Linked DNA regions of Mus musculus: all the other regions are linked to region 3. The links are chromatin loops, found by intact Hi-C in ENCODE. Cell type or tissue: left cerebral cortex. All regions are shown on one strand. Each heading gives the region's core, and the rest is flanking DNA. Links, peaks and the distances in the headings are about the cores only. Region 1 overlaps Lcor (ligand dependent nuclear receptor corepressor). Region 2 overlaps Arhgap19 (Rho GTPase activating protein 19). Region 3 overlaps Pik3ap1 (phosphoinositide-3-kinase adaptor protein 1).

Region 1 (5,864 bases), core at 527-5,526, 260 kb before region 3:
CAAGCAGCGGATGAATCCAAACCCTGGCTTCCTGGGTACCTGTCAGAAGAGGAAGGATCTCCAAGCTGACTTCTTAGGCACCTATCAGAGGCCTCGGGGAACTTTCTAGCCTTTTTCTTCTTATCCACATTCTCTTCAGGTGAGTCGGAGTTTGGCTCACTGGGATCATTTTCTGCTGAGTATTTTGTATCATTGTCATGCGCCTCCAGGTGTCCTGTTCCACTTGTGGCCTCACCTTCTTCCATCTCGCTTGGGTTCTCATCAGTGACAATGCTGCTCTCCAGGAGGGGCAGGGAGTCATCTAGCAACAGTGTCTCCCCGGGGATGTCTCTGGTCTCCGCCTCAGTGCTGGTGCTTTGGTCATGTTCAGACAGTTCTAGGCCCAGGGGGGGATCTAAAGCCACAGTGGAACCTTCATCTTCCGAGCATGGAGAGCTCTCCTCTCTGATGGATGTTTTAGGAGAAGACTGAGGTCTACAGAGGAGGTCTTCACTGTCCTCTCGGGAGGTAAAGGGGGTGCTTCCAGCTGTCGGAACCAAGTGGCACTCCTGTGCCTGCATTTCCTCTGGACCTAGCTGAGAGGCTGGTGGCTGGTCTTGCTCCTGGAAAGACAGTACACTTTCTGTGGGAGGTGAGACCACAATGCTGCCTTCTGGCACCTCAGACATATTGTCATTAGGGAGGAGAGTAGGCAGGAGGCATGCTGGGCTAGAGGTTGTGGTCTCTCCCGGCCTAGGGGAGCTACTAGGATCCTGTTCCCTCAAGCTGAGGCAAACCTCTGCCTCCTGATGCTTTTTCGCTGAGGATGTGTCTTCGTCCCCTCCCTCAAGGGAGGTTCTCTCTTTCCTAGGATCGTCACAGATATCTTCTAGAGGCTGCTCACCTACTGTGGAAAGCTGCGTATCAACTGTGGAAATCTGCACATCCACTGTGGGAAGTTGTACATCCGCTGCAGGAAGTTGTGCACCTACTGTGGGAGGCTGCACATCTGCTGTAGGAAGTTGTGTACCTACTGAGGAAAGCTGGACATCTACTCTAGGAAGTTGTGCACCTACTGTGGGAGGCTGCACATCTGCTGTAGGAAGTTGTACACCTCCTGTGGGAGGCTGCACATCTGCTGTAGGAAGTTGTACATCTACTGTGGGAGGCTGCACATCTGCTGTAGGAAGTTGTGCACCTACTGTGGGGGACTGCACATCTGCTGTAGGAAGTTGTGCACCTACTGTGGGGGACTGCACATCTGCTGTAGGAAGTTGTGTACCTGCTGTGGGAGGCTGTACATCTGTTGTAGGAAGTTGTGCACCTACTGTGGGAAGCTGCACACCTACTGTGTGCTTTGAGGTGGGAACTGTAAGAGTCTGCTTGGGAGTCATCACTGCCTCTGATGCTACTTGTGAGCAGCTTCCTTTGTCTTGGGAGCATAAATTTCTGGCCAGTGTGCGAACAGTTGGCAGCTCACAGCAGTCACCATTGAAGAAATATCCCCGGGTACTCTTTCGGGCTGTTTTCCGAGAAGACAGTATGGATCTTTGATTCTCAAAGTGGCATTCTGTTATTGGTTGGCTGATATAAACAACATCACACTGGTTGTCATAATCGTTTATCCTCAACCCTGATGCCCTCTTACTTTTCCGAGCAGTCTTGATGGAGGCTGACATCATCTTGGTTTGTGAGTGACCATTGGATGCTCTGTGTACAGTTGGCGTGGGGCTGGGAGCTAACCAACCACCTCTGGAATGATCAAAATGGCCCTTGTCTCTGGGATATGTCTGGAAACCTACCTTGTTTCTACCTAATGAATGAAGATGGTTCTCTTGCTTTGGCCTTGCATCTTGCTCATCTGTCTCTAAATCCTGGTGGAAGGATGATTTTGAGCTAGACTGTAAAGCATTCTCTTTGTCTGCAGTACTAGATGAGTTTCCCATAAACCCTGAGTCCCACGTCTCTTCTGATAAAGCTTTGAATGAGTTTCTTTGAGACACAATACAGCTACCACCCTCTTCAGTATTCTCAGCCACCTCTTCCACTGCAGCCAGACTTTGGACTGGCGCTGGGGCACTGTCTTCAGCATCCTCACAGGGTTTCATGTCTGTGTCTTGCTCCTGGCCAGTGGTTTGCCCCTCTAAGCTTTTAGCACTGTGGGGAGAGTTAGAAGAGAAAGCGTCCAGTGTACCGAGGCATCCCATGGTGGAACTGTCTGCAGAACCTGTGGGGTTATGCTGAGCGTCTGGAGGTTCAGAGGAACCTTTCTGGACAGCGCTCGAGCTCGCGGCACTGTCTCTCCCATCTACAGAGTCTGTCTCAGGAGGTGGTTCCTTCATGGTTTCTTCAGTCACATTCAGGGAGCTAGGAGAACCGGATGAGTCTAAGAACAACTTTACAGAGGCAGGAGAACTCTCCTCGAGACAATCATCCTTTTCATTCTCTCTGCCGCTCAGCTGGGCACAGCCCGAATCGCAAGCGGAGACGTCCATCACGGTGGAATCCAGAGGCTGCAGGGCCTCAGAACCTGGCTGGGACTCGGTGTACAGGTCACTCAGGACGCGGATGAATTGCTTCTGATGATGATTGCACAACTTGACCATAAACTTCTCCAGTGGAGACTTTGATTGACGGTTAGGATCAGCTACGGGTGCCTCTGCTGACTCCTCTCTAGGCGAAAACAGAAAAAGGAAGAAATTAGTGTGTGCATTTCCAAAGAACCGTCTGTATAGTATGAACAGTATCAGATGCTATTTATATTGTAAAGGAGGGCATTCTGGTGGAAACTGTTATTTACTTTCAAGTCTGCTGTCTGCTTTAGTTCAACAAAGAACATGTAATTAGATTGCAAAGCCGGCCCATCATAGTCTCAAAAACTTAGTATCTCTCATATGTTTTTATGTTTATGGTGCTAGGAAGGTATGCTACCACTGAGCCACATTCCAAACCCTACTTCATACTTTCTACACTTAAAATTTTCAGAAATAGGGGCTGGAGAGATGGCTCAATGGTTAAGAGCACCGACTGCTCTTCCGAAGGTCCTGAGTTAAAATCCCAGCAACCACATGGTGGCTCACAACCATCCCTAATGAGATCTGATGCCCTCTTCTGGTGCATCTGAAGACAGCTACAATGTACTTATGTATAATAATAAATAAAACTTTAAAATATATATATATAATTTCAGAACTAGTTATCTTAAAAGAAACATTGAAAATAACATTTCGCCACATTATTAACTCTGTATGGTCAACACAGAGCAATCCTTATCCAAAAATCTGTAACGCTCCAAAATGTTAACCCTTTCATGGTGGCACAAGTGGGAAATTACACACCATGCCAGTGTTAAGTGCAAGACTACTGAAGACTCCGTGTAAGACTCCTCTTAGGCCGTATGGACGCAGTGGGCCTGGACTGTAAGTGAACTCTGACATTAGACCTGGGCCTCACTCCTGCATCGTTAAATCATTAAATATATGCAGACATCCCAAAATCTGAAGAAAGCCAAAATTCAAACCATGTCTTCTCCCGAGTATTTTGGATAAGGGCTGCTCAACCTGCCCTTCAGTTTAGGCCTAGGCAGTGGTGCTAAAATAACCACTAGCTTTAGTTTAGAACACGGCAAACATTCAGACATACTACGCTCCAGACATTACAGACATCAGCTTAAAAGTACTTTGAGAACTCAATGGCTTTTAAGACAATTTCTCAGAAAGAACAATTGGCTGGAGAGCCACCAACAGTGCTCCAGAACAGGACACAAAGAGAAAGAAATTTCACAGTGGAGGGGCTATCAGCTTTGACCCATGCAAGGCAGAAGCATCCCCACAGTAGCCCACCACCGAGCTCCCCGAGAATATCCGAGAATATCACCAGGAAACATTTCAGTCTCACCAGCTGCTCTGCATGAAAGCTAAATCCACACTGGGAAGCTAAGAGGGAGGGAGAGGCCAACACTAGGTTCAAGACAGGGCACAAACATGGCCTGCGGGGATGGCCAGGGGTCTCACGGTGGCTTTGGGCTTTTGGATGCACAACTTTTACCGACATGGAAAAGAGCCCAGATTCTGAGACAACATCTCACACACACACTCTTCTCAGCCCCTCTGGCTTATGGACCTTTAGGAGACTATTATTTGATGGCATGTGAAACACGACAGAACACAGACGGTAGCTTCATGTGTGTTGAACATGTATTGATACGTCTTCTGGCTTACTCTTCCATCTTTGACTCTGACCTCATGGCCAGGACATGTCTTTATAGAAAGGTTTACCACAGACAGCCTGTGTCACCTGCCTTTCCACCTCCCACTGGTGGCAGAGTTACAGTAAAGGACATGGGAGCTGCAAAGGAGACATCTGACTGGACCCCTACTCTGACAGTACAGTCCCTCAGAACCTTAGCTGCACCTGCACACTGGGACTGAATGGCAGTATGCTGAGAGTCTGCACAAAAGCAGGGTTCAAATAGTTTTGGCTTCTGTCTGCCTTTTTAAAAAGAAACTTTTTATTCTTTGTGAATTTCACACCATGCAACCCCAGTCCCACTCATCTCCCTGTCTCTTTGTATCTACCATCTATCCTTGCAACCTCCCCTTTCCCAAGAAAAAAACAACAACAACCACCTCATTGCAGAAGCTGCAGTGAGTCATAGTATATCCTACGGTAAACCCTTCTGTCCACACATCTTTACTTGCAAATGCTCACTGCAGTGAGTCATTGGTCTGGTTCAAGACCTCTGTCTTCTGCTATTCTATGGATACTCTATCCTCACTATGGCTCCTCTCGGGTACCCTGTTGACTGTGTCATGGAGATCCTGCAGCTTTGGATCTGCAAGGCTGACCCCTTCACATGCTCCAGTAGTTCCTAGGGTGGGCCAACTCAAAGCCCTGAATCTGGGCCTGGGTGGCAGCCGTGTTGGTCAGCTCACCAGCTCTCCCTCACCCACACCACCAGGGTGAGCTTTGTGGCACTGCTCCAGCTGGCTCAGTCAATGCCTCAACTGGCAAGGCTGCCTCTGCCTCTGCCTCTGATGTGCTTGGCAAAAGCAGTCAAGGTTCTTGCTTGCTTCTCAGTGCGACCTGAAACTTTCTGTCTAGCTGAGACTAACCTTGAGCTCTACTCCTTCTCCAGCTTCCGTTGTCCCAGTGTTAAGATTACAGGTGTGTGCCCTCACAGGCAGCTTAACTTTTTTGGGGGGGGTTGTTTGTTTGTTTTGTTTTTTGAGACAGGGTTTCTCTGTATAGTCCTGGCTATCCTGGAACTCACTCTGTAGACCAGGCTGGCCTCGAACTCAGAAATCCACCTGCCTCTGCCTCCCAAGTGCTGGGATTAAAGGCGTGCACCACCACTGCCCGGCTTAGACTTTTAATTACGTTTATATCATGTATATATATCTCATGTGCACATGTGCCACAGCATACAGGGAGAAGTCAGAGGTCAGATTTTGTGAGCATGTGGGTCTCCGGGATTAAGCTCAGGCCGTCAGGCTTGGTGGCAAACACTTAGATACACTGACCATCCTGTCAGCCCCTGAATTTCTGAAAATATTTTGGTGTGTAATTCTTTACAGAATCATACCATCACTTAACACGCGTCTCTCTCTCCACTTGGCCTTTATTTCTCTGAGAATCAGTATTTACCCCCATCAGGACACAGAAGATGGAAGACAGTAGCTGCTGGAGATGGCAAATGATGTGTTCTTAGTAGATGTTTCAAAGCTCCGAATGTGACCTGTTTTGTAGGCAATTTGGATCCATAGGCAGAAACCTGGCAGTAAGTAGTGACCTTGGGGCTGAGAGACTGCACATTAACACTAACCTTTGCCCAGCTATCATTAAATAGCTAACTTTACAACTACAGCCATAAAGCTACTTTTGGC
Region 2 (5,864 bases), core at 542-5,541, 440 kb before region 3:
GAAGTGGATTTTCTCACTGAGACCAGTGATCAGGTTTGAACCCGCCCCCGCCCTGTCCCCCCATTCCCCATGTCACATGCACTGTGTAGGGCACAGGTGGGAGACAGTATTGGTTAGAACCAAGTGCTGGAACATTCTAGAAGCACAGCTGATGGGGCCTGAGGGAACCCACAGTGGTCCCTCCACACAGCATGTGCTATACTCTGAAGGTCCTCCCAGAGTCAGTCAGGAGTGATGAGGAAACACCCTGGGGGATGAGGCAGCACAGGATGCTGACTGGCAGGTTGTGTGCTGAGGTCTCTTTTCTGTGACATCCTTTCCTCTGGAGACAGCATCATCCCTGCTCTCCTACACTCTAAAGTCTTCAGACTGAAGTGAGGGTCCAGATCTAAACCAGCAGGACTGTCCCAGAGTTTGCAGAGAATCTGGCTTCCTAAGATGAAGGTTTTGAGTGACCTTAGTCCTGGTAGCCTGATGTCAGACTCCCTGTCAAAAAGCTGGCTTTACTAGGCAGCCAGTGCTGAAAGCTGTGTGGAGGTAGGGCAGTGAGGAGATGGAGGATAAATAATAACCTGAGTGCTTTGTCACCATGGAAACTGGAGTTCCTGAGGCCACAGCCCATGCTGAAGAGCTTTTGAGCATGCCCCTGACATGCTTGGTCCAGAGGCTATAGAGAAGGAGTGCTCTCACCCAAGGCCTTTCAGCAAGGCGTGCCTGTGCACGCTCTGTGTGCTCGCTCGCTCATTTGCTTGCTCACTCGACCCCCAAAAGGTTTCTTAGGAGAAGGTTGTACCTATTTGTTATTTTTTATTATTTTGCATATATATATGTAATTGTAAAGAAACAATCATATATATTGTCTTTTATATTCATGTAATATTCTGAATTAAATTTTTTCTGTTTCATATCTGTGGGTTCTGACTGGTCTCTTGGCTCACGTTGCTTTGAAGAGAGGTAGCTTCCTGTCCTAAGGAACTTGATACTCTACAAAGGGCTCGTCCTGGGTTTTCTAATGGAGGGAGGGGATGTGGGTGGGTTCAGGATGAGTGAGGCTTTGGCTGATGGAAATTTACTTAGATGAGGTAGCACACATCTCTAATCCTAGTACGTGGGAGGCAGAATACTAGGGACGAGTTGAGGCCAGCCTAGACATAAACAAGATTCTTTCAAAACAAAACAAGGCCGAGGCTGGGCATGGTAGCATAACATCTTTAATCTTAGCACTTGGGAAGCAGAGGCAGTGGATCTATGTGAGTTCAAGGCCAGCCTGCTCTATACATATGGAGTTCCAGGGAGGCTAGGGCTGTTTAGAGAGATCTTGTCTCAAAAACCAAAACAACCACAACTAAAACAACAGCTTTGAGCCCCAGGGTAGGTGGCCCCACTCCTTGAGGAGTGCAGGTTGTCTAAGTTGCTGACTTGCTCTGAGTTATTCCATATTGAGTGGAAGTAGCTCTTGGGCTATGTGCCCCCAACAGGCTCTGTTTTACAAAGGACACCCAACTCCCTTTTAGGTTGTTTTTATGCTTTGTGGCTTGATATTAAGGAACAATGAATTCAGTCAAACCAAATCTGTGGGCAGAAGAGAAAGAAAGGAAGCCATCATAGGCCAGAGGAGTGTGCTGAAAGAGCTAGTGAGTGACGAGTCCAGGGCCAGTGTGCTGAAAGAGCTAGTGCAGAGGAACTTGGAAGACTTCAGGTATCCACATGGGCACAGCTGGGGCACTCTGGACACATCTGTCCTCGAGACAGTTGACGTTATCACATTTTATGATCAGAATCTATGGCAGTGGCTCAGAGGGGGCAGAAATAGCCTGAGATAAAAGTGTAATATGAAATAGGTGTGCATTGTTTATTGACAAGAATACATTCTAAGAGCTGGGTGGTGGGGAGGCAGAGGCTGACTAATCTTTGTGAGTTCGAGGCCAGTCTGGTGTACAGAGGTAGTTCCAGGACAGCCAAGGCTACACAGAGAAACCCCGTATCAGAAAAAAACAAAACAAAACAAACAAACAAACAAACAAAACAAGGCCAAACAAACTAAAACCAAAATAAGAATTCATTCTGAGCAGTGCACCATTATACAGTTTTGCTGTTGTGTGCCATCATAGAGTGTACTGACATATGTGGCCCCAGGAGACACAGGAAATCGAGTATGAGGATGCTCCTGGCATGGTGGGCCATGCTGCTTTACAGAAAGGTTTTTGTTTTGTTTTAATAGTAGAGTCCTCGTCCCTAAAATAATGATAAGAAAGGCTGGAGAGATGGCTCAGCGGTTAAGAGCGTCGGCTGCTCTTCTGAAGGTCATGAGTTCAAATAGCAACCACATGGTGGCTCACAACCACATGTAATGAAATCTGATGCCCTCTTCTGGGGTGTCTGAAGACAGCTATAGTGTACTTACATATAATAAATAAATCTTTTAAAAAAATAATGATAAAAAGTATGGCGTGCTGAGCAGTCCCTCATAATGAATGTGTGTACTGTTCATAGTTGTTGTGGGTTACCCTTTCATAAGGCTTGTGGCAAAGTAGATTGTTTTCCTCCAGAATCATCAGTGATTTCATAACATACCACTGGGTGGCTAACAGTTATGACTTCCCTAGTCCGTGGCAGTTTCAGCTCTGGGACACTCTGGGACCACTGTAGTATGCAGTCTCTTGTCTGAAACATCCATGGAACATAACTGCATATATTACAAACATGATATCTAATGTTAAAAAAGGAGTCACAAATGTAATCACCGTAAATGTAAGTATCAGAGGAGCAGATGGAAGTGGGGGTGGGTGGGGGAGAGGGCCGGTGGGCAAGCATGCTTACTGAGCAAGCATCAGACACTGAGTTCAGGTCCCCTGCTCCCATGTCAAAGCCACTGTGGACTTGGGGACCTGTAATCACAGTGCTGAGGCAGGATGGGCCAACAGGTGGATCTTGCTGGTGTGTTCCAGGCTTCGGGAGAGCCCTGTCTCAAGGGGGGGGGAGAGTGGATCTTGTTCGAGCAGGGTGCCGGTGTCCAGCCTCTGTGTACACAGTAAGCTAGAGAGATCCTGATGGGCTTTCAGAGTGCTTCCAGTCTATGGATGCTCTGTGTGTGTCATGTGACCTGACTCATGGAAGGAAGAGGTTAGAGGTCTCGTTCAGCTGCCTCCCTCCCTCCCTTCCTCCTTCCCTCCTTCCCTTCCTCGCTTATGGCCCCCATACTTCCTCCACCTCCCATTGTCAAAAGTCAGCAGAAAAAAGTGTGGGATATTTTAACTTTTTTTCCACACCGAGTCTTCAAGATATAGCATACATCTTCACAGACATTATATCTCAAGTCAGAAAGCCCATATTTAATTTCTAGTGTTTACTCAACGGACTAACTACATGTAGCCTTCAGGCATAAAGTGGTCCAGTGTGTCTGTAATCACCATTTTGGCCACTAGGTGGCGGAAGCGACCTTTCACTCAACGCATTAGACAGTAAGCTGTAGAAAGGGTGGAGGAAGCCCTGAAATCGTCCTGTCTTTGGCTTATTTTAGACAGAAGTGAACCGAGTTGGATATATCCCACACAATTAAAAATTCTGCCTAGACCAGATGAGTTGTCATACCAGGTGGAAGGAGGGGACTCAGTCCTAAAAATTGTCCTCTCTCTCTCTCTCTCTCTTTCTCTCTCTCTCTCTCTCTCTCTCTCTCACACACACACACACACACACACACACACACACAGATAAACACTCCTTAGTCTAGAATAACACACCTGTTTCCTCCTGTCCTACAGGCTAATGCCCATGTAGAGGACACTCTGTTAAAAGGCAACAAGTTGGGCTGGTGAGATGGCTCAGTGAGTAAGAGCACTGACTGCTCTTACGAAGGTCCTGAGTTCAATTCCCAGCAACCACATGGTGACTCACAACCATCTGTGATAGGATCTGATGTGTCTGAAGTCAGCTGCAGTGTACTTATGTATGATAAATACATCTTTAACAACAAGTTAATGTGCACATTTAAAGCTTAGGCACTAAGATGTAATAGTAGCGAACAGAAGGGGAGTGGTTTTAGAGGAGCAAAGGGACCAACTGAGGTCACTGATGGGGGGGTGGGGAGTGAGGGAGGGGGTGAGGGCGGGCGAGCATAAACAGTATAAAGATATGTATGTGTGTAAATGTCACAATGAAACCTGATATCTTGTATGTAGTAACTACCAGTTTTCAAATTACATTTCTTTATGTGTGTGTGTGTGTACGCACATGCGTGTGTGCTCGTGCGTATGCATGCACACACACCTTGACATGTATGTGGATGTCCAGAGGACAGCCTGGTGAAGTCAATTCTCTCCTTCTACCCTGTGAATGGGGAGTGACTATAGGTCGTCAGCCTTGGCAGCAAGCACCTTGACCTGCTGAGCCATCTTGCTGGACCATAACTAATAACTTTTTAGGACTTAGCAAGTGACAAGTGTTTCTTGTGAGGACCATTTTCTTCAATTAAGGAAATAAAGGCCTGCGGTGATATGAAGGAGCCTCAGCTGTTAGCTGGAAACTTAAGAAAGCCTTCCTTGTTACACTGTCAGCCTACACTGAAGGCCAGTCCTTCCATCCTATTGTGAGTCCTTGCTGGCCTCTGCCACCCTCGTGTCTCCATTCTGTAACAAGAATGAGGAGATGCAGTGGTTAAGAGCGCCAACTGCTCTTCCAAAGGTCCCGAGTTCAAATCCCAGCAACCACATGGTGGCTCACAACCATCTGTAACGAAATCTGATGCCCTCTTCTGGAGTGTCTGAAGACAGCTACAGTGTACTTACATATAATAAATAAATAAATCTTTAAAAAAAAAAAAAAGAATGAGGAGATGTCCCCGAGAGGCAGAGTTCTTTCTGTCACAGGAGCGCTGGTGATCGGCCTAAGGGTGGAGGCTAGTAGCTCAGCCTTGGCGCTGAGTGAGTGGGGGAGGGAAGGAAATGCAGATATTCTGGGGAGGGTGACCACTCAGCCGCCGCCTGCTGGCTAGTCGGTCACACGGGACCTCTTCCACCATGGAGGGAGCATGTTATGTCCTAGTGAGAGGTGCTTATTGGCCATTCCTTCTGAAACACCTCTGCCAGCCCATCTGTGTGCACAAGGTACGCAGGGTGTGTCACCAGCATGCTGTTCCACACAGCATGTTTCTGACCAGGGATCTCATCTTAAGAGTCACCCACAGTCAGCAGTAGATCCGGTGCTTGTGAAAATTTACTAGTTTGACCATTTGCCCCTATCCTAGAAGCAGCTTTGAAGGAGCCGTGAGCTGAAGTAGTAGTACTGGTTGGCCAGGAAAATCAGAGCTTTGTTTTACAGGATGCAGCCTGGACTGGAGGCCTCGCTGTTCCAACCACAGAAACCGAAGGCTGGATTCAGGGGGGCTCCCCTTACCGTTAAGTTACTATCTCCTTCTTGGGGTTGATTGCGGCTCTGCTGTCTCGTGGGTCTCATCCTGATGGGGAAGGTGTCTATGGGGACACACGGTTGACACTGCACTGTTAGGCCTGTGCTGCCTCTGGGCTAGGACAGACTGCCCTGCACAGTTAGGAGAGAGAGCTTAGCGCTGGTGGGCTCTGCTTAGCATTTCCAGAGAAGTGCAGAAGGTAACAAGACGGGCAGCTGGCCACAGCGGAGCTGGGGATGGGCTTTCAGCAGCAGAAGGGCCTCCTCTCCCTGAAGAAACCGTACACCGTAAGAGAGCCGGAGAGGCCTCTGGTAGGTAAGGATGGAGTCTTCCACATGCTGGCGGCTGAGAGTTTTACAACCTCCAGCGGTTGTCCCCAGGAAGTGATGTCACAGTCTGGCCACCAGGGGCCGAGCTGGTGCTGCTCTTTATGTTTGGGGATCTTCGGCCAAGAAGGGAG
Region 3 (5,864 bases), core at 584-5,583:
AGCAGATATCCTAGAACTGGAGTTACTGATTGTTGTGGATTGCCCTGTAGATGCTAGGAACAGGACCTTGGTCCTCTGCAAGAGAAGCAAAGATCCCCACTGAGGGATCTTTCTAGTCTCTTTCTCCCATTTCTTAATATGCAAAAAGGGGAAAAAAAATCCTAAGAGGTTTGTTCACAGAGTTGTTTTTAGAACAAAAGGAACCAACACATGCAAAGTGCTGAGGCCATTTCCAAAATACTGACAGGAACTTGCACAGAGTGTGTCTGCTCAAGGCTGATGGACTGTCTCTACTACCTCCAGGGCTCCTTGGTAGTGTGTCCCTAGCTGCCTTGCCCACCTTTGGGCCCAGGTAAACTGTGGGAGAATTGATTCTTTAATAGCTAAGGCCATAATACAGTACTACTCAGAGGAGGTATCAAGGTACCTTTGAGATCTCACTCTCTGGTGGATTCTGTCTCTTTCTGAACCTCTGCTTGGATTTGAACTTAAGGCAGGTGGATGCACCCAGCTTTCTTGACAGGTCGTTCTTGCTCACCGGTGTTCGGAGTTGCTCTGTCTTATCACATGCCCAGGATTGTGTCTATTGTCTTGGAGGAAGCTGTTCTGGACTCCACCCCCTTCAGCTGCTCCTCAAGAGCACCTGAGACTAGCTCATCCTGCTGAGACTCCCCCCGCCCCCAGTATAAGACAGACTACCTCCAGACAGGAGTGAGCCTGACACATCATCAGAAACTTCACTCTGCTCTGTGACAGATGATTCATAAGGTGGCGAAGCCAAGGGGTGAAGAGGGGCCCCATTGCTTTGAAGGACATGTAGGTATTTCAAACACTCAGAATAGTTTAAAACCTTGTTTGGGTCCTCATTGGCATACATGGGCTCAAAGGCACTCACACTCTCAAGAGGTTTTACTTGGCATTAGTTTGAAATCACACATGTGCTAAACACAGCATACCATTTTTGGGTTAGTCGTTTTCAGTAAGGCCACTCTGTGTTTGGAGTAGTGACTAAGTTCTTGAGCTCAGTTGATCAGCAAATGCCCCGTGCCACTTAATTTTTCACCACACTTCTTTGAAGTTGAAGGGGCCAAGACCTTCATCTTATAATTGAGGAAAAGTACATAGAAAGCCAAGGTGATTGTGCCAAGGTGGAGATGGGATTTGAACCTAGTTTGCTGCTAAAGTTGGGGCTTGTTATCCTGCTCTGAGTATCAGGGGAGGTTAAAGTGTTATTTTCAGAGTGCCTTGAGCTTTAATCTGGATCATACTTCTCATATCTTCTCGACTTCTAGCTAAGTCACCTTCTACCAACACCACTTTAGCCTTGCTGCCAAAGGTGGTCCCTACATGTTGCTCATGGCCTATGATAGTTGTTCTCAACCCCTGGGGAATCAAACAATCCTTTTACAGGGGTCATCTAAGACCATTGGAAAATACAGGTATTTATATTATGAATCATAACAGAAGCAAAATTACAGTAATGAAGTAGCAATAAAAATAAGTTTATGGTTGGGAGCCACAACAACATGAGGAGCCAGGTTAGAGGGTTGCAGCATTAGGAAGGTTGAGAACCACTGGCCTATAAGTAGTGCACATTTTATTTATTTATTTGCCAAATGCTAAACCTGGAATCCCAAACATAAGAAACTGTTACTGGATTCAGGAAACTAACATAGTGCCAACCAAAGGTGGCCTCTGCCAGGAGTTAATGAGGAGAAGGGAGCTGTCTGTGGTTTGAGGCAGAGGTAAGGATTATGACACACACTAAGCTGTTGGGCCAGGAAAAGCTGTTCACAGGTTGTGGGGAAGTCAGCCCACAGCCTCATACTATCTGGAGACAGAGGGACAGGGCTAGCCTTTCTGACATCAAGATTCCTTTATGTAAGGTCCCTGTCTTTGGGGACATCTAGAATGCTGATAGCCGGGGAAGAAAGCCCTGGAAATTGTCAGGCACTTGGATAAACCTTCCATAAGGTGCAGGGGTGAAGACATCCCTCAGGACACTTGGTTGCACAAGTGCAGGCGCACTTGCATAGGCTGTGCATCTGTGTGGCCCTCTGTGTCATTTGTTTCTCACTGAGTGCCCACCGGGCCGTTATAAGGATCAAAACTGAGAATGTGAGCCCTGCAGGGAGGACTAGATTTTCTGAGCTTTGTTTTTCCACGTCTAAAAGAGGGAGAGGGGGGGTTTCCGAAGGAGGTGGGTGCTGGTTTGTGCCCAGTGCTGAGCCTGATTCTTACTAGGTACTCATGAAGTGTAGTTTTTATTTACGTTCCCAGACCCCTGAACATTTAACCAGGATATAACTGCTTAACTCTGTATTTAGCGTTAGAGGAAGGAACAAAGGTTAGAGCTCTGCCAGGCGAAGAATACCCGCTAATACCTGCAAACAACTATAACCCTGGTCCGTGACCACACCCTTTGCCCACTTCAAGTCCACTATGGACTTGAGTCTGCCCAGCTAGCCAGATTCCTCAGTGTGCAATGGGTCCGTCTTCTCTCGCAGGAGACGGTGGACATGCTGAAGACACACATTAAGGAGGAGTTGATGCAAGGGGAGGAGGCGGACGATGTGTACGAGTCCATGGCCCACCTATCCACAGACCTGCTGATGAAGTGCTCCCTCAACCCTGGCTGTGACGATGAGCTCTACGAGTCCATGGCTGCCTTCGCCCCAGCAGCCACAGAAGACCTCTGTAAGTAGCTCTGCCTGGTTCTGCTTTTGTCCTGCTGCTGAGAAATGGCTTTTTTTTTTCATGCTAGTCCAAAGGGGGAAAGGCCCCCAAAAGGCCCTGATTATCTCTGAAAACACCCAGTGAAGAGCCTGTGTTGCAACAGCATCAGGGCTGCAGCTGTGTGTCATAGCAAGAGAGACTTTTTCCAACTTCCTCCACTGCTTGCCTGGAAGCCTCTCGTCTTGACAGCATGGCCTGTGGTCAACAAGCTCTCAGCCCTACCAGTCTCTGTGGGCCCTTTTATGACAATGTTTCACAATGCTTTATTATCTGACACACGATTTATGTATGGTATAACACACATGAAACCCACTGGCTTCCCTATACTGCCTTAATTGAGTGTATAGTAAGTGGAGACTTCACATGCTTACACATGTCTGCATGTGAAGACATGTGAATAGGCATGTCTTCATGTGAAGACATGTGAAATAGCCCTGTACAGGCAACTACACTCAGAGCCACCACCAACGTCATAGCCTTACATGTTGACTGACATGTGTCTGTTGTCTTGGTGACTCAACTACCTAGAACAGTGTTGGCCTTGGCACCTGGAGTTTCTTAAATGATGAAACTCTCTTCACAACCTTATACAATGTTGAATTCTTAGAAAATTCAATGTACAAAATGTACTTTAAAAGACATATCTAGTCCTCCCGACCCCGTGTGTGTGTGTGTGTGTGTGTGTGTGTGTGTGTGTGTGTGTGCGCGTGCATGCAGTGGATATGAAGGCGTATGTGCCTGTGTGCATGTGTCTGTGGAGGTCAGAGGTCATCATCTTTTGAAGGGTCTGACTTTGACCTCCGTGGGCTCACTGATTGGTAGACTGTCTGATCAGCAAGCTCTGGGGAATCTTTCTGTCTCTGCCTCCCTTTCACAGGGCCACAGATGCAGGAGACCACAACTAGATTTTGTGTGGGCTCTAGCTCCTTGGACTTTCACGGTCGGTGTCTTACCAACTAAGCCATCTCCTCAGCTTGACAATTTAGAATTGGTTAGAGTCCGTGTTCCTCCACTGTAGTGGCAATCCAAACCACCCTCGGAGCTCTTCAGAACTCCCTGTAGGGGGCCTGGTGCCACCCTTCAGAGAGGTTGATCTAAATGAGATTGGATTTCCTGTCGTGTACAACGAAGCACTAAGCATTCTGACACACTGCGCAGGACTTAGCGCTCTTTCCCTCTGAGTCCACTTAATAGGTTCAAGAAAGATAAGATAACTAAGCGGCAACCCGTCAGTTTTATGGATGCGGGATTTCCAGGATGGCTAAGCTGAGTACTCCCCCACCCCTTTCAGGACCTACCAGGGAAAGGAGCCTGCTTCTCCTGCCCATGAGCTTACGGAACCGCCAGCCCCACCAGGAGTCTGTAGAGTAGGAGGTGCAGGCTGACTGGGGGTCCCTTGCCTTCACCCTTGGGGAGAGGAAGAAGCACACTTGGAAGCTCTTCACAAATGAGCCCCGGCTTGCTGGATCTGTGAGGAAGGAGGCATGATCCACACCATCACACTGTTTTACTCACTGAATCCACATGGCAACCCCACGGATGCTGTTGCTACCTGCTGTTAAAGAGAGGTTCACTTCCCCAAATGCCACAGCTAACAACCTATAGAGCACAAATTCCATACCATTTAACTCAGGCCAAATTTGTCTCTAACTTGGGACGTCGTTGTAGTTCCCGTCCCCTCCAGCAAGCCTTTTGGCCTCTAAGGCTGTTTTCTCCCCATGTGCAGATCCAGGAGCTAGCTAACAAAACAGCTCAAGGCTACTCATTCCTGTAATTCCGACACTTGGGCTGAGGCAGGGGGATTAAGCCGGGCAGTGGTGGTGCACAGGACAGCCAGGGCTATACAGAGAAACCCTGTCTCAAAAAAACAAAAAACAAAAACAAAAAAACCAACCAACCAAACAAAAAGACTAGCCTGGATTACCAGCAGACCTTGTCTCAGATCCTAAACAAGAAGATCCCCAAACAAAGAAACCCAGCTGCTGACATGAACACACACACACACACACACACACACACACACACACACACACACACACCCCTGCTCATCTACCTTCATAGCTAGCATGTATTTCCAAGGACATTTCTGTTGCAGCTACTTGATTCTCTCCCTGGGTGTTGGAGTCACAGTGGACAAAGACCTGACTTTTTCCACTTTAGCACAGGGACTCATGCAGAAAACTTCGGGCAGGACCCTTTAGGAATCCAGAAAGCAGACCTGCTTCCTGGCCCATTCCCTAGCCTGGGGGCTGTTGAACAATGAATTCCTTGCTTACTGACAGTGTCTGTTGACAGTCTTCATGCATGCTGTTCCCCCTCCTCCAAAATATGAATTTTCCCCATCGTATTGCAGGCCTCCCAAAGGGCTCCCATGCTCACTAGTGCTTCAGGGGATGCTATGGGACCAGACTCGTTGTGACTGGAAGGCAACCTGTAAAGTCGCTCAGGGTCAGGAGGGTCTGGATGTCACAGACCCACGGAGGTTACCGGGAAAGAGGCAGGCTGTAGGTTGTAGGGCACAGCTACTGTTTGGGTAGAGAATGAAGTGATGACAGTTTTAGTTTGCCAGATCATATAATCTCTGAAGTTTCTGACAGTTGGCGTGCTCTGGGTTGTTTCTGTGTCTGTGGTTACTGGGTCTAACCCAGGAATGATCTCCTCCCTTGATCTCTTCCCTGCTGGTTCAGAAGATGCAGCCACTCGGGCCTGGGAAGATTCACTCATTTCACCCACAGTGACTGCCCGGGTGAGATGACAGTTTCGTTCTAGAAGAAGCAGGACAGAGGGCAAGCAGACCCATCTCAGATGCTGCGCTAACATGGTGATGCCCACACATTTGCCTTCCCCAGAAGTGGGATGGCTGCTCTTATCTGTTCGGTCTTACCTGGCCATCCTTCTGGACCAGCAGAGAAGGGATTATTCCCCAGGTCGAACCCAGCAACCACAGAACCAAACCACACGAGCCTCTGCTTTACAGGGAGTAAACTACATGGTCCAAGAGTTAGTGACATCCCTAAGTCTATCAGGAGAAAACTGGCTCAGGAATCTGAGTCTTCAGGTCCTAGAGGAAAGTCTGTCTGCCACCACAGTAGGGTAAAGGACCCCCTAACCTGTCCTTCTGGGGTTGT

Evidence for each region. Peaks named below come from ENCODE experiments on the same cell type or tissue, not always from the same donor. Only the 100,000 strongest peaks of a DNase experiment are listed, where the experiment ranks them.
Region 1: a loop joins it to region 3, with 2.0 times the contacts of the local background. A loop is called at or near these places in 2 of 42 quality-filtered maps.
Region 2: it touches region 3 in a loop (3.0-fold over the local background); 17 of 42 quality-filtered maps call a loop at or near these places.

What each region holds. Positions count from the first base shown.
Region 1 is chr19:41,578,566-41,584,429 of GRCm38, reverse strand. Lcor (ligand dependent nuclear receptor corepressor) reads right to left here. Exons shown (of 8, transcript NM_001370767.1): 8 at 1-2,652. Among named protein-coding and RNA genes, the nearest start is that of Mir8091, 7.2 kb to the left of the region's middle. In left cerebral cortex, for the core only: a CTCF peak has its summit at 3,112 (motif pointing left); no DNase peak of the experiment used is centred there.
Region 2 is chr19:41,761,631-41,767,494 of GRCm38, reverse strand. It overlaps Arhgap19 (Rho GTPase activating protein 19), which reads left to right. Exons shown (of 12, transcript NM_027667.3): 12 at 1-907. Among named protein-coding and RNA genes, the nearest start is that of Gm19424, 18 kb to the right of the region's middle. In left cerebral cortex, for the core only: CTCF peaks have their summits at 2,313 and 3,419 (motif pointing right); a DNase peak (open chromatin) is centred at 3,430.
Region 3 is chr19:41,318,335-41,324,198 of GRCm38, reverse strand. Pik3ap1 (phosphoinositide-3-kinase adaptor protein 1) reads left to right here. Exons shown (of 17, transcript NM_031376.4): 8 at 2,508-2,697. Among named protein-coding and RNA genes, the nearest start is that of Gm52406, 38 kb to the right of the region's middle. In left cerebral cortex, for the core only: no CTCF peak of the experiment used is centred there; a DNase peak (open chromatin) is centred at 2,817.